Linked DNA regions of Mus musculus: region 1 is linked to region 2. Evidence: chromatin loops called from intact Hi-C (ENCODE). Cell type or tissue: left cerebral cortex. All regions are shown on one strand.

Region 1 (8,000 bases), 220 kb before region 2:
CTCTCCAGTTTCACGGCCATCTCTGCAATTCTTTCAAATGAGAGACTAGAGTGACCCTTCTGGTTTTCCTATTTCATACATTTTTGTTGTTGTTTTTCAGACCCCTCCATATCCATTCACAACTTTTCCTATTATTCAGCCAGTCTCCCAAACTTTTTTGAAACGGAAAACATGAAGAAGACAAAGAAATAGAAAACCCCCTGTGGGAACAAAGTGGGAGAGAACCCAGCCGCCGCCGCTGTAGTAAACCTTTTGCTGACATTCTGAAACAGTATATTAATCCCTTCATACCCTGATGTGTCCTCTACAGCATGAGAAACTGCGTTTCCCATAATCCCTACATCTGGGCACCACTTGTTGGCATATATATTTTGATTGAATTCCTATATCTCTACTTTCTTTCCAACCCAACACTAGGTAGGAGAGAAAGGTTAGAGGGGAAAGGAAGCAACCTCTTTCAGCCAACAAAATAGACTACTTCCTGCTCATTAGGGTCATCCTGTTTCATGGGGCAAGTCCAGTCTTTGTCATCAGAATATTCAGCAGCCCAGCACAACAGCCATCCAGCAATAGCAAATCCAACAGCAGGGATGGGGGGCAGGACCCTCAGCAGGAAGGAGGAACAGTAGCCACAGCAGGCCTTCTTGGATATTGAATTTTTTTTAATTAGGTATTTTCTTCATTTACAGGGGATCTTGAATTTATACTCTCTCCAGAGTCCCCAAAATTAAACTATCTGCAGCTGGCAAAAATCATGCGCCCCCACCCCCATCAAGAGCATAAGACAATCATAGTTGATGCTGTGGATGAAATGAAATAGCCCTATATCCCACACCTGGGATAAAACACAAACATTCATATAACATAACTGGATTTTTAAATAAACCAAAACTTACTACAGTTTGTTTTTTGAAGGTATCCTGTCAGTAAAGAGAGCAAAGGAAAGTTCCACTAACCTATGTAGCTGGTCTTTGCTACATTGTGGGCTCTTTTTTCCTCACCCTTTATCCTCCAGTTTATCCCCCTAACACTAAATAGGAGAGGAACAAGGATAGAGATGAGAGGAATTAGGAAAATCCCTGAATGTAATTTCTTTTTGTTTCTTCTTTGACCACTGCTACTAACAAACTGCAACCAATCTCCATAAATGACCAACATTCACCAACCTTACCTCTCGGGGGTCCTTGTATTTATATATATATATATATATATATATATATATATATATGTATATGTATATTTTCTGAAAAGTTCCTAGAATTCCAAACATCCACAATCACAGAAATTATCTGCAGCTGGCAGAGCCATGCCTCTGTGGCAGCATGGGGCAAAATCATGGTGAGCTGCTACAAACAAGTCTACAGCAGCCCCATATCCCTATACCTGGGATTAAAACAAAAGCACATTCTTATAATAGTCATGTGGTTTTAAAGTAAATTCCAGAATTCTCACTAAAAGCTTGCCACAGGCCCAGGAAGAGGAGCAATACACTGTCCTTCAGATAGGAGGTTTGAGAACAATGTCCAGGGATAGGAGGACATGGGTCAGCAGAGGTAAGTTGTCCTGTGCAGATTTGCTAAGACATGTGGACATTTAGCCTGGGAGAAATGCAAGGGTTCTTTTTCCCACCCTACTCCTGTAGCTGTTACCTATGGAGCTACCCTTCTTCCCTGTGCTCACCTTCTCATCCCACTCTGGAAGGCAGGCAATATAGAGGGCTAGAAGGATGGGCAAGTAAAGAGTATACTGCTCTTGCAAAGGACCAGAGTTCAGTCCTCAAGCTTCTTCATTGAGCAGCTCCAGGAGGATTCAATGCCTCTGGCCTCCATGGACAACCCACCCACACAGACACATGCGTACATGCATATAATTAATATAATTAAAAATATTTTAAAGGAATATATCAGAAGTGCTTTGGTGCAGCTTGAAGCTGGATGTGATGCAACACACTTGTAGTCCCAGCCCTGAGAGGTGAACGCAAAGGAGCAGGAGTTCAAAACCATTCTTGGTTAATAGAGTTCAAGGTATCCTGTGATACATGAGACCCTATTGCAAACAAACTAGCAAACTGAGCTCCTGGGGAGAAAGGCATCATAGCTTTGCATCACCCTATTCCCATGAGACTCAGGGCCAGGGAACCACCCATTCTATCATACCAATGCTCTTAACTTGGCTGAGCTTGAAAGGGATGATATGTGTGTAAGAGAAGCTGGGAGACAATGAAGATGGATAAATACAGCTTAAATAACAGCATGCAAGCTTTCCTGGATACAGAGCCAAGGTCCCTGGGCATGACCTAGGCTAAGGGTAAAGATGAACAGAGCAGCTTCAGCAGATACTTAACAGACACTGAGATCAGGCTTATTCCTAAACACCATAAAGATGAAGTGTTTCAGGATGAAAGAGCCATTCTACAACCTGCAGAGCCACCCAGTAGCCATAACCTGGAAAGTAGCAGTCATTGCGAAATGAGTCAACACACAGCTGGGAAGGGGCAGGTAGCACAAGAACATAACCATATCTAGAAACTGAATTCTTTTTACTGACCAACTCCCAAAGCAGCATTGATGAGTCAGGAAGTCTAGTTACTTTACACTCCTGGGTTGCAGTCCATCATTAAGAACATGTTCAAGGAACTGGAGTGATGACTCAGCAGTTAAGTGCACTGTCTGTTCTTCCAGAGGCCCCAGGTTCCATTTCCAGAACCCACGTGGAGACTCACAACCAGCTGTAAGTCCAGGTCCAGAGGATCCAATACCCTCTTTTGGCCTCTAAGGATACTGCATGCATGTGGTGCACAGACATACATAGAGGCAAAAGCAAAAGCAAACAAAAAATAAACCACCACCACCAACAACAACAACAAAACACTGAAACATAAAATAAAATGACAAAAGAAAATGCAGGCAGTGGTGGCTCACGCCTTTAATCCCAGCACTTGGGAGGCAGAGGCAGGCAGATTTCTGAGTTCGAGGCCAGCCTGGTCCCCAGAGTGAGTTCCAGGACAGCCAGGGCTACACAGAGAAACCCTGTCTCGAAAAAACAAACAAACAAATAAAAAAAGACAAAAGAAGGGCTGGTGAGATGGCTCAGTGGGTAAGAGCACCAGACTGCTCTTCTGAAGGTCCGAAGTTCAAATCCCAGCAACCACATGGTGGCTCACAACCATCCGTAATGAGATCTGACGCCCTCTTCTGGAGTGTCTGAAGACAGCTACAGTGTACTTACATATAATAAATAATAAATAAATCTTAAAAAATGTTTTAAAAAAAAGACAAAAGAAAATCAGAACAAGTACCTCTGGCATTCTGGTTGAAATTCTCACTCCACAGAATTCTGCTGAGCAATGAGGGTGCCCAGTGGGTAGCAAGAATGGGGAACAGATTAACCAGCCTGTCACAGAGCCAACCTATACTGTGTACCTAGGAGGAAGGGCCAGAGAGCTGGAGGATGCCCACTCTACTCTGCATGGTTATCACCTGTTTTTCCAGAATCATCCTTGGGGGTGAAGTATCCAGCAACTGGCAACCAGGGCTAATGGTTGTAAATTACTGGACTCAGACAGCTGAAGCTAAAGGAAAGGGCTTGCCGACAATATGGGGTCACAGGGTCTCAGGATTCAGTCATTCCAGGGGCACCCTAACTTCACAATCTGTTGAGATCACCAGCCTCAGCTGCCAGGCCCAGATTCAGTCTCCTACCTACTCCCTCCTCATAAGGCCAGACTTCCTCACCCAGTTCCCACCAGGGGGATCTAGAGCTTGACTGCTCAGTCCAGGCCTAGAAGAGCAGAAGGCGGGGTTTGAAACCCCGCCCTTCGTCCCGCCCCCAACTCGGGGCCCTTCGGAACTCTGAAGAGGATCAGGTGGGTGGGACACTGCTCGGTCAGCTGAGTGATAGTCACGGGATCGCGACCAAGTCTGAATTCCTGGAGGAAAGCAGATGATGGACCTAGGACTCCTAATGTTACAGGTATGTGGTAGTGGATGGTTCCAACTAATGGTGGGGTCAGAAGCCCATTGAAGAGGTGGGAGTACTGTATCCTTGGCTCGAGGCCCTGTGGTGGTGGGGTGGAATCAAGTAGCTCTGGGGCCTACTCGAGTTGGTTCAGGAAGTCCCTGTGAAGGAAGAGCTGTGCTTCCCTGCTCTGCCCTGATTCACTTCACAGGACATGGAGAAGGAACGGGAGACACTGCAGGTCTGGAAGAAGCGTGTGGAACAAGAGCTTGATCGTGTGATCGCTTTCTGGATGGAGCATTCCCATGACCAGGAACACGGGTTAGCTATCCTGCCATGATCCTCCTAGGGCCCCCCTCCCCCTATCTCACTTGGAGGTGACACACAGATCTACTGACCTGAGGAGAGTAGTGAAGCTATGGAGAACGGCTCTTTCCTTCACTTTCTGACAACACTTGTCTCACAGGGGCTTCTTCACATGTCTTGGCCGTGATGGGAAGGTATATGATCACCTCAAATATGTTTGGCTGCAGGGGAGGCAGGTCAGTTTGCACACTTAAGGTGTTCACACAACAATAGGGTATACCCAGGGATACTTAGGATTCCCTCCACCCCAGCTACTCCTCTCTAAACTGTGTTCCCTCACAGGTATGGATGTATTGTCGCTTATACCGCAGTTTTGAGCGCTTCCGCCGTGTTGAGCTTCTGGATGCAGCAAGAGCAGGTCCCCTCTCCTAGCCCTATCTCCCCAGGGGCTTCAGTGGGTTATGTATTCAATGTATCTAAAGGGCTCTAGAAGAGGAAAGGGACTGGCAGGTTCCAAGAGGCAGTATATTCAGAGTCCTTACCTACCATGCATACTTTCCAACCACCAGGTGGTGAATTTTTGCTGCGTTATGCCCGGGTGGCACCACCTGGCAAGAAATGTGCTTTTGTGCTGACTCGGGATGGCCGGCCAGTGAAGGTGCAGCGGACCATTTTCAGCGAGTGCTTCTACACCATGGCCATGAATGAACTGTGGAAAGTAACGGGGGAAGTGCGTTATCAGGTATGTAGGAGCCTGTAGGGGATCACAGGCTGTTGGACATGAGTGTACTCTAATGACAGGCCTGGGAACCTGCCACAAGACCCATTTACTCGTTTCCTACCATTTTGTGACCACATGTTTCCTCAGCGCTCTCTAACCCTAACCCTAAAGGGACCCTGGGCAAACAGTGCCCTGTGTCCAGGTAGAAAAGGTTTTCGCTTTCTTCACTGGGCCCTTCTGCCTGAGAGTGACCTGAATCCCAGAGTCCCCGAAAATAGTATTGGGAGAAGAAGCTGAGCCCTGAGTCCTTGGGGGAAGAAGTATGTGCTGGGACAGGGCAGCCTCTCTGGTCTCCTCACAGAGTGAAGCCATAGAGATGATGGATCAGATCATCCACTGGGTACGGGAGGACCCGGCTGGGTTGGGCCGGCCTCAGCTCTCAGGGGCACTGGCCACAGAGCCCATGGCAGTGCCCATGATGCTGCTCAGCCTGGTGGAGCAGCTTGGAGAAGAAGATGAGGAGCTGACCAACATGTATGCAGAACTAGGGGACTGGTGTGTCCACAGGATTCTTCAGCATGTCCAGGTAGGCACAACCCAGGGTCCTCAGGAAGGTGGAGCCCAGCTTGCTGAGGGCGGAAATGGGTGTGTCCTAAGACAGAAGAGGCCAGAGCAACAGACACATTCTGAGCTATGGAAAGGAGGTCTTGATCTATGTTCTTCCCTTTGATGCCTCTGTGGCATCAAACTCAGTCTTGCCTGTCTCCTCATTCAGGGTTTTACCCTCTTCACTTGAGAGACCCAGACCTAAGCAAGAAGGATCAGAACCTACTGGGTTCATGGGAGACAATCAGCCATTCCAAAAATGTTCTGGAGCAGGGCGTGGTACACATATCTGTAATTCCAGAACTCTGGAGGTGGAAACAGGAGAATTTAGAGTTCAAGGTCAGCCTTGCTTGTATAGTTTGAGACCAGCCTGGGCTACCAAGACTATGTCAAAACATACAACCAAAAATGCCCCTTTAGACCTATTGAGTAGGTATATGGCTGGTACCAAGGGCAGAGGAAGGGATTTTCGAAGTTAGATCTTTCTTCTTCTTCTTTTTTTTTTTTTTTTTTTTTTTTTTTGGTTTTTTTGAGACAGGGTTTCTCTGTGTAGCCCTGGCTGTCCTGGAACTCACTCTGTAGGCCAGGCTGGCCTCAAACTCAGAAATCCACCTGCCTCTGCCTCCCGAGTGCTGGGATCAAAGGCGTGCGCCACCCCGCCCGGCTCCAAAGTTAGATCTTTCTGATTGGGTGACCTGAACTGGAAACATTTGTCTCTTGTCCTTTTCCTGGCAGAGGGATGGACAAGTTGTACTGGAGAATGTATCAGAGGATGGAAAAGAGCTTCCTGGTTGCCTTGGAAGACATCAGAACCCAGGTGAAGGCATGTGCTATGCCTGTTAGGAAAAAAAAAAAAACCTCATCATTGAGTTTGGGGTATAATATGGGAGGGGTAGCCCTCCTCCCTCCACCAAGGAGCAGGCAATGGGCGGGGACAGACTGCCCAGGAGTGGGCATGGAGTCCAGGCGGAAAGGCAGGGTATCTTGTGACAGAGTTCAAGCATCTCTCACCCTTGATAAGGAAGGGAGGTGCCAGGAGCTCCAGCCCTCAGATGCCTTGAAGTGGGAAACCTGATCCTTGCCTTACTTTCCTCCAACTCTGACTAGGCCACACACTGGAAGCTGGCTGGTTTCTGCTCCAGTATGCCCTCAGGAAAGGTGACCCCAAACTTCGAATGCACATCATTGACAAGTTTCTCTTATTGCCTTTCCACTCTGGATGGGACCCTGAACATGGAGGCCTCTTCTACTTCCAGGATGCGGATGGTCTCTGCCCTACCCAGGTGGGAGTGCCCAGAATAGCTTGCAAGAAGCCTATTATATAGTAGGAGCTGGGTATGATTGTGCATGCCTTTAATCCTAGTACTTGGGAGGCAGAGGCAAGCGGATCTCTGTGAATTTTAGGCTAACCTGGTCTACAAAATGAGTTCTGGGACAGTCAGATCTACATAGGAGATCCTGTGTCAAAAACAGTAGCAGCAGCCGGGCGTGGTGGCGCACGCCTTTGATCCCAGCACTTGGGAGGCAGAGGCAGGCGGATTTCTGAGTTCGAGGCCAGCCTGGTCTACAGAGTGAGTTCCAGGACAGCCAGGGCTACACAGAGAAACCCTGTCTCGAAAAACCAAAAAAAAAAAAACAAAACAAAACAAAAAACAGTAGCAGCAACAACAAAAATTTGAACCTAGAGCCAAAGTCTCTCCATCTTATATCCTGGGAAATCCATTAGAGAAGAGAATTTGTGCAAATGCTGATGCCAAGACACATGTCCCTCTGTCTGGTGCCAGCAGCTCAAAGGGCTCTTGGGTGATTCTCACTTGGTGGCAGGCAGGGGTGGAATTGTTCCTCTGATTGTTTTCTGATCCTTCTGGAGATCTGCAGAGGATATTGTACAACATGGGTAGCAGCAGTGTCCAAAAGGCCAAAAGACAGTGTGACAAGGCAGACAGCATTCTAATTCAAAGACTAAAGTCTTCCCTAGTACTTGTCTCCTTTTAAGGAGCTGCTTAGGGTACATACAGGTCAGAAGGCTAGCCCTACTCTTTTTTTTTTAATTAATTTATTTATGTATATGAATATACCATTGCGCGCTCTCTCTCTTTTTTTAAAGATTTATTTATTTATTATATGTAAGTACACTGTGGCTGTCTTCAGACACACCAGAAGAGGGCATCAGATCTTGTTACAGGTGGTTGTGAGCCACCATGTGGTTGCTGGGATTTGAACTCATGACCTTCGGAAGAGCAGTCAGTGCTTTTACCCGTTGAGCCATCTCACCAGCCCCCCCCTTTGTTTTGTTTTTCGAGACAGGGTTTCTCTGTGTAGCCCTGGCTGTCCTGGAACTCACTCTGTAGACCAGGCTGGCCTCGAACTCAGAAATCCGCCTGCCTCTGCCTCCCAAGTGCTGGGATCA
Region 2 (8,000 bases):
CCCTCTGCCTAGAACTGCTCATACAGCCCAGTTTCCAAAAATCCAGCCTCTCATTCCTGAAGTGAGTGCACCACCTTTGCTGCACGCTGGTAATCTAGGCTCGTGCCTCAAGCTGATAGTAGTGCCAGCTAAGGTTGATGATACAGCTACAAGTACTGTGCCAAGTGCCTCACCCAAGGCCCTGGCAGCTTGCCAAAGCCCTGCAGCCCAGCATTCAGGAGAAGAGAATGGAACTGGGGTTATAGTAAGGGTGATGCACTTTTTCTCCTAATCTGAAACCTGACTGTGACCAGAGAACCTCTTTGCAGAGTGTAAAGACAAATCCTTTCTAAAAGTCGAGGACAAAACTGATTGTACATATGAAATGCAGCCAATGGGACAAGGTCCTGGGGCAAGTGGCTACCTGACCCAGGAAACACACAGGCCTTCATGAAATGGTGCTTTTGTATCCCTCCCCCGCCCCAAGCACTAGGGAACCGAAACCAGAAGCCTGAACAAGGCCTGAGGCAGCTGCAACCACAAGAGGCACAAAGAAGGGGAGGGGCTGTCAGAGAATAAAGTTTACACTGGTTTAAAGTAGCCTTTCTCAGTGTCTGCCAGGCATCCCTGGCCCTAGCCCACCTCATAAAGTAGCTGGGATCTGGGTGGAAGGGTGGCTACACTGGGGGTAGGACATCAGGGGTGGGGGTGAGAAAGGTTGTCAGGCTTCTATGGCAGAGGCCAGGTATCCCTATCCCTGGGAGGGAGGGAGGCAACTAGGCAGGTTGCTTGCCAAGCCTGTCAGTAACTAACCCGACGTGCCTGGGGTTCTGACAGCCTTGACCCTGAGCAGCAACACTACTGCTGTAGCCACTGTGCTGAGCTCTGCTTGTTAACCTCTGCTTGGGCTGAGTCATGCCCATAATACTGGACAGCCCAGCCAGCCAACTCTGCTGGACGCCAGCCTTCAAAGGGCTCAGAGAGGCAAGAGAGGTTAGGAAGCAGGCTCTGTCCTATGCTCCCAGAGATGGTAGGAGTCTAATTCCTCCCAGGTGGCTGCAGGAGTGGTTGACTGCAAGATTGGAGTAAGCTGGACCAGTAGCATCACAAATCACTAGAATCCAAAGCTAGAATCCAAAATGTCCAAGACAATTTTACCAAGGAAGCAGAAGTGGCTTGGAGGTTGCAGGCAGCCAGCACAGGGAAGTTCCCACCCAATGGTGCCATTTCTCCATTTCTGCATCTTAAGGTTATAGCCATCCAAAGCCTACCCCCAAGCTTGTCCCAGTGTCTATCTACAACTTTAACATCAGCCTGAGAAGGCCTTGTTGGGCTTCCCTTACTGCTTATAGCTGACTGCAATAGGTCTCCCAGCCACCTCCTCTGCTATTTAAGCAGCATCTCAACCTGCCCCACCTCATGGCCCCCGTAGAAGGCAATTTCCTCTGAGTTGGCCACCACTCGAGAGTGCATGTAGCGCAGTTCCCCCTTTCGCCGTGCCTCCTCTGCCACTAGCTCCCCAAACTTGGGAGAGAAGGCTCGAAGCACGTTGGCTGTGAGGAACACCACCAGGCCAGCGATGGCTGAGGGCCAGGCTGTGCCAGCTCCTCGGGATCGGGCAGCTCGAAGGAGAGTGTAGGAGGTCACAGCCACATCCAGGAGTGGCTTGGTCAGGTTGGAATAAAGGTGGGCTACAGAGGCAGCAAAGGCTACCACATCCTCTGTCAGAGACTGATCAGGGTTTCGAAGTCGTCCATCCATGTTGCTTACTCGGTAGTAAGTCTGTTGGGAGAAGTAGAGTCCATAGGCATGAGCTACTAGACGGCTTCGGAAAGAAAGAGCCAGCTGGCCCTCTAGGTAGCGGATGGCACTGTTGATGAAAGTGGCAGGAAGGGCGATGAGGAGCCACTGCAGCAGTTGCCAGCTAAAGGCCCGCGGGTCCTTACGTACAATGCAGCGGGCCAGTCTGCCGTCCAGGCGGGCAACATACACAGACAGGAAAGTTCGGCTTACCAGGGCAGCAGAATGCAGGGCCAGCAGCCCTGTTTCCCGGCACAAGACTCGGGGGAACAGCAGCCTCAGGAGCGCCAAGAGCCGCTGCAGGAATACCCGGTTCATGCCAGCCTTGGTTGCGGTGGCTCCAGAGGCCTCTTGAGTGGGCTCCCCAGCTGGCACCTGAGGACCTCTGGCAGGAGTCAGACACTGCCGTACTAGAGGGTAGATTTTGTGGACTCCATAGGCTGTGAGGGCCAGGACCACAGCTGTGCGCTTCAGCGTGGTCACCCGTGAGGGCCGGGGAGTGGAGAGCACCGGCATGTCACCTGGACTGGTGAGCAGGCTGAGGGCTGGAACTGCTGCCTGAGGCTACAGTTGCAGACAGATCCTGGAAGGGTTGTTGCTCTGACCCAGGGCTCGTTGTCTAGGCAACTGGAAACCTTGAAGTGATCCCTGAGACTGTTGCTTTAGGCCCTCGCGGTGGTGCTGGGGCCCCTGGATCGGTTGGGTTAGAATCCTCCAGGGTCGTGGCCTCTTCAGGCAGCCCGGGTGGAGGAACTGGCTTCCCTCTACAGACTGTCCCCTTAGCCCCTGAGGTCAGAGCCTCGAGAGGTCTTAAGGAGAGAGGCTGTGTCTTTCCTTCCACCTCCCTCCTCTTACTGCTCCTCCCCCCCCACCCCCCGTGACGCCCCTCCCCGGGGCACCAGGCGTGTTTGTCCGCTGAGCAGCCCGGCAGTAACGACAGCGTCTACGCCAAGGCCCAGAATCCCCACCCACCTACCCCTCCCCAGGGGTGGTGATGGGGAAGAGGAGGCGGAGTTGAGGCAAGAGGCGGAGTCCGAGTTAGGGGTGCCCCACCCCGTTCTCGCCCTACCGTTGGACCCCTCCCCCTCTCCGACAACAGAAACGAAGCAAGTCCGCGTACACTACAGAAGCGGCCCCAGCCCTCCCGCCAAGGCGCCTCCAAGCTCCACCCCTGCGTGTCCGAAGTGTCAGAGGCGCGGCAGGGGGCCTTCAACCGTCAGCCTCTACTTCCTTTCTAGACCTTGGCAACAGGCCGCGCCTAAGGGCGGGGCGGGAAACGACAATGGGCGGAGCCGTTAGGGGCCTCTAGAGGACTTGTAGGCGGGGCCTGACGCGCGTTTCCGGTTTCCGCCCGCGGGCTAGGGGGCGGGCCTGAGCATTGGTGAGAGTTTGGTAGTTGCGGTGGGGCGTGCGAGTAGGCTGAAGCTCGGTAAGCTGGGTCCGCATGCATGGCTGACTTTCGGACCAACGAGGTTCCCCCCCAGTCCCTTCATGAGGGAGGAAGGCGAGCATCCCAGAAATACTGTGGGTTCTGGGAAGTGTAGGGATCCGGGCCGACTTCGGAGTTTAGGGCAGGATCAGGCATAGGGATGTTGTGGAGGTAGGTGGAGCGGGACTCTAGGGGACGCGAGGACAGGGGCCAGTCCTCCCCACCCCCCCCCAGAAGAGCTGCCCAGGTAGGCCCAGCTCCTCGAAAGCCACCTGGCGCTGTGGACTTGGGCGTTGTGGCTTGCTAGGGATGCAGGGAGGTCCCTTTTTTGGCTTCGGGAGAGACTTTCTGGTTCTGGAACTTTCTCTGGGTAAGGCCTGGACGTGCTCTGTGGAGACCTGTATTTGCTTTTGGCCTGGATTCCCGCCCTCTAGGAGTCGCTCTTGTGGGCCTTTTGAGAGTAAATGGAGGCCTACACCCTGTGCATTCGTGCGAGCATTCGGAAGGCCTATCTAGTTTTCAAAAGCAGCTTTAGAAGGAGGCTGGAGGCTACTAGGGTTATCAGCCCCTCATAAGCTCTGGAGGAAATGGGCCTGCTTTCTTGTGCAGAGGCTTAGGTGGTGGCGTTTGCAGAAAATACATGTATGAACACTGCAGTCCCAGTCCCACTGTAGAAGCGACTGGAAGACATGTATAGCTCCTGGCAGCAGAGGCTTCTACTCTTGGAAGGAAGCCTAATGGGTGCTGAGGTCCTTCTGTTTACGTACTGTTCTTTTGAGAAACATTTTCTTAAACAGGTCTAGCCTTACAAGGGAGCCTGATGGGTGCTGAGAAGGTTCTCCTATTCTTATGAGAAACATTTTCTTAGTTAAACAGGCTTAAGAGTCTCTTGGACGGCCCCGGGGAAAGGAATCATGAACAAAAGTACCTAGTCATAGTAACATACTTGCTGGAGGGGCACAAGTAACTGTCCCAGGCAAGGGAAGTTTGTTGGCTGGCTAGAATCATTGGTCAAGTGTCTGCTGTTGGGTTAAACCCTGTTTCAACCAGGGTTTCAAAAGCTCTGAAGCAGAATCCTGTGGTCTGTTGTGAAGAATAGCAGCCCCAGCCTCTCCAGGGTCCCTGAGCAGTCCCTGTCAGTGACTTTCCAGCTCTCATGGTTCCTCCTGTTTCTTCTGTATCCTGCCAGGAAACAAGCTCCCATCCCTCTGTTGGAACCCTTTAAGTCACAGGATGAGTTTGCAGTGGACTACAGTTGCCACCTTCCTCTACGCAGAGGTCTTTGCTGTGTTGCTTCTCTGCATTCCCTTCATTTCTCCAAAAAGGTATGGCTAGTGGAACAACAAAGCAAGCATATGATGAGGGTGCTATCAAACCCTGAACCTTGTAGTTTCTGTGTGCAAAATTGGTGGACCCTGAAATTGAGGCTATATGGAAACAAGTAAAACCTGTCTTGAGTAAGGGTGTCAGGAGTATGATTTTTTTTTTCTTATCACCAATCTTGAACATTGTCTGGCTTTGTCACCTCGTCATTTGCTTTCCTGTGCACACTGTCTTCTGGTTTTTGCAAAAGAAGATTTGACTTCAACTTTTTTGAGTAATATTCTCTTGCCAACCCTTGGGCCTCAGGGCTGTAGGGGATAATTGTGTGGAAACTTGAATACTTGCACCATTGGCTTACATTGTTGCCGATTTGCTGACTTTTGACCTCCTAGCTAACTCCTACTGGCATTGCTTAGTAGGCTCATGAGCATTACTCAGCCTATGAAGGATGGAAGCTATAGTCCCTTTTAATAAAAAACAGGCTGGGCGTGGTGGCGTACGCCTTTAGTCCCAGCACTTGGGACGCAGAGGTAGTGGATTTCTGAGTTTGAGGCCAGCCTGGTCTACAGAGTGAGTTCCAGGACAGCCAGAGCTACACAGAGAAACCCTGTCTCGAAAAACAAAAAACAACCCAAAAAACCAGGATTTGCTAAACGTTATTTAGATATTGTTTCAATCATTTGTAGTATATCAACACTATTCGTATTTAAATTAGGATTTATAAAATTGCCATAGTTAATAATACCTAAGGAATATTCTTGCTAAAACCCACATTGACATTTAGTTCACAGGAAATACAGTGACCAAAACGCTGGTGGAACTGGAGTCTTGGATACTCTCTAGGACAACTAACTTTGTTCCACCACTTAGGAGGTGAAGGCAGGGTTAGGAGTTCAAGACCTATCTTGGCTACATAGCAAATTTGAGGTTAGCTTGAGCTAAATGAGACCTGGTATGAAAAGGAAAAGGATTACGGAAATGGCTCTGTAAGTAAAATGGTTGCTTGAACAAGTATAAATTCAAAATCTGAGTTTGATCTCTATCATTGATGTAAAATCTGGACATAGGAACACACTTCTGTAATAGAGTGTGGTAGAGGCAAAGATAAGGAGGATCCTAGCCAGTCTAGCTGAATCAGTAAGTTCTAGGTTCAGTGAGACCACTGGGAAAAAAAGAAAGTAGAGAATGATTAGAGAAGATAACCACTTCAAGCCCACACACTCATGCATATGCACAGGTACAAACACACAGAAAAATTGAAAGGAAAAAAAAGCAGGAAGGAGAGACTGATTAAGACCAACTTAAAAGCCGGGCGTGGTGGCGCACGCCTTTAATCCCAGCACTCGGGAGGCAGAGGCAGGCGGATTTCTGAGTTCGAGGCCAGCCTGGTCTACAGAGTGAGTTCCAGGACAGCCAGGGCAACACAGAAACCCTGTCTTGAAAAAACCAAAAACAAAAAAAACAAACAAACAAAAAAGACCAACTTAAAATACTAAATGTAAATTCAGAATCATGTCAGGTCATGTTTCTAACAAACCAAGTGTTGCTTTTTAACTTTGCATCTGATCTCGATATGTAGTCTTGGAACTAGCAATGTAGACGAGTTTCCATCTGCCTCTCAAGTGATGGGAGTAAAGGGCATGCACCACCATGATCAGCCGAGCTTGCTGATTTTTAACAGCATGAAACTCCTCCCGAAGGCTCTTTAGATGATATAGCTAAATTATTTGTTCATAGAAATGATGGAGAGTCTAGATTCCTTTTCATAACCTAGGGTGGTAGGAGTCTAGACCAAAAAAAAAAAAAGTATCACATTTTAAACAAAGGGGAGCCAGGAATAGTGGTGGCACACTTCTTTAATCCTGCCATTGTGAGACAGGCAAGCGGATCTTTGCGAGCTTGAGGCTAGCCTCATCTACATAGTGAGACCCTGCCTGTCTCAAAACCATGTTTGTAGCAGGTGTTTTATCTACTACAAAGGGAAGTATGATGAAAAGTAAGTTACCCTTACTGGAAACTGCCAGGATTTTAAAGATTGACTTTCCAGGTGTTTCTGCATATGCATAAACATCTTTTTCTAAATCCTTTTGAAGTTAATGAATAGGAAAGGCATAGCAGTAGCTGAGACTGATTTTTGTATGGGGCCTCGTAGCCACTGCAGAAGAGCACCAAGTTGTCCTTAAATTTTGCTTAGGGTTTGGATTGCAAAAGTTCATTTTCTTCAATATCTGTCTTCATTTCTTTCACAGATGGCAGAAGGTTTTTAAATCCCGGCTGGTGGAGTTGGTAGTGACCTATGGCAACACTTTCTTTGTGGTTCTCATCGTCATCCTTGTACTGTTGGTTATTGGTGAGTGAGCTGTAGCAGGAGGTTGCTATCTGACCAGATCCTGTGTCATGGCTTCTAAAGCTCTGTGCCACATTGGAAAATAAGCATTCTCAGAATCAAACTCAATAAGTGCCCTTTGATAATCTGTTAAGGAAGTGCTTGCTATTAGCAGGACCTTCATTTCAAGATGTTCCTATAGCAGTCCATATGGACTTAAACTCAATGGCCTTTATATACTCTTATGACCACATTTGTTACCAAGATACCCTACCCTAGTTATTTTAGAACTGGTACTAAGAGAAGCTAATGGTCTGTGACCCTGATTCAAATAGTGGTGTTTATTAGTCATGTGGATCAGACTTCTTTTTTAAGAAATTATTTTGTCTTTTATTTGTCATTGTTATTATTTTGTTTTTTTGAGACAATGTCTCTATGTGGCCCTGGATGTCATGGCACTTGCTCTGTAGACCAGGCTGGCCTTGAATTTATAGAGATCCATCTGCTGCTTTCTAAGTTCTGAGATTAAAAAGGTGTGCACTGGGCTGCTTTTGTTATCTTAAAAATGTTGTTTTCTTAATCTTAAAAAAGACACCTGAGTTTGTTTGTTTGTTTGTTTGTTTGTTTTCTTTTGAGACAGAGTCTTACACTGTTGTCTAGGTTGTCATTAAACTTTTTTTGAGACAGGGTTTCTCTGTCTTGATTCTTCTAGAACTCACTCTGTAGACCAGGGTGGCCTCAAACTCAGATATCCACCTGCCTCTGCCTCCCATGTGCTGGGATTAAAGGTGTGCACCACCACTGCTCATCTTTAAGCTCTTGATCCTCCTGGCTCAGTCACTTGAGTACTGGGGTTATTATGTATATATGTACCAGCATGCCTGGGGACACAGGGCTTCCAGGTATAGAACTTAACAACCAAATAAACAGCCTAGTTGGAAAGGGGGTTATGTCTTTTTTCTTTTTTCTTTTTCTTTTTTTCTTTTTTCTTTTTTGGTTTTTCGAGACAGGGTTTCTCTGTGTCTCTGTGTATCTCTGACTGTCCTGGAACTCACTTTGTAGACCAGGCTGGTCTCGAACTCAGAAATCCACCTGCCTCTGCCTCCTGAGTGCTGGGCTTAAAGGCGTGTGCGTGCCACCACG

What was found. Hi-C counts contacts between places; a loop is a spot of excess contacts. Peaks named below come from ENCODE experiments on the same cell type or tissue, not always from the same donor. Only the 100,000 strongest peaks of a DNase experiment are listed, where the experiment ranks them.
Region 1: it touches region 2 in a loop (2.1-fold over the local background); 3 of 42 quality-filtered maps call a loop at or near these places.

Annotation. Positions count from the first base shown.
Region 1 is chrX:73,926,686-73,934,685 of GRCm38, reverse strand. Renbp (renin binding protein) reads left to right here and starts at 3,836. Exons shown (of 11, transcript NM_023132.3): 1 at 3,836-3,972; 2 at 4,169-4,278; 3 at 4,424-4,499; 4 at 4,606-4,681; 5 at 4,833-5,005; 6 at 5,346-5,570; 7 at 6,326-6,407; 8 at 6,698-6,873. The coding sequence starts at 3,943. In left cerebral cortex, no CTCF peak of the experiment used is centred here; a DNase peak (open chromatin) is centred at 3,808; H3K4me3 peaks cover 473 bases.
Region 2 is chrX:73,711,326-73,719,325 of GRCm38, reverse strand. It overlaps Bcap31 (B cell receptor associated protein 31), which reads left to right and starts at 3,122. Exons shown (of 8, transcript NM_012060.5): 1 at 3,122-3,208; 2 at 4,398-4,533; 3 at 6,781-6,881. The coding sequence starts at 4,442. It overlaps Abcd1 (ATP-binding cassette, sub-family D (ALD), member 1), which reads right to left and starts at 2,729. Exons shown (of 10, transcript NM_007435.2): 1 at 1,396-2,729. The coding sequence starts at 2,295. In left cerebral cortex, a CTCF peak has its summit at 3,642; DNase peaks (open chromatin) are centred at 2,405, 2,860, 3,025, 3,676 and 3 more places; H3K4me3 peaks cover 2,450 bases; H3K27ac peaks cover 1,582 bases.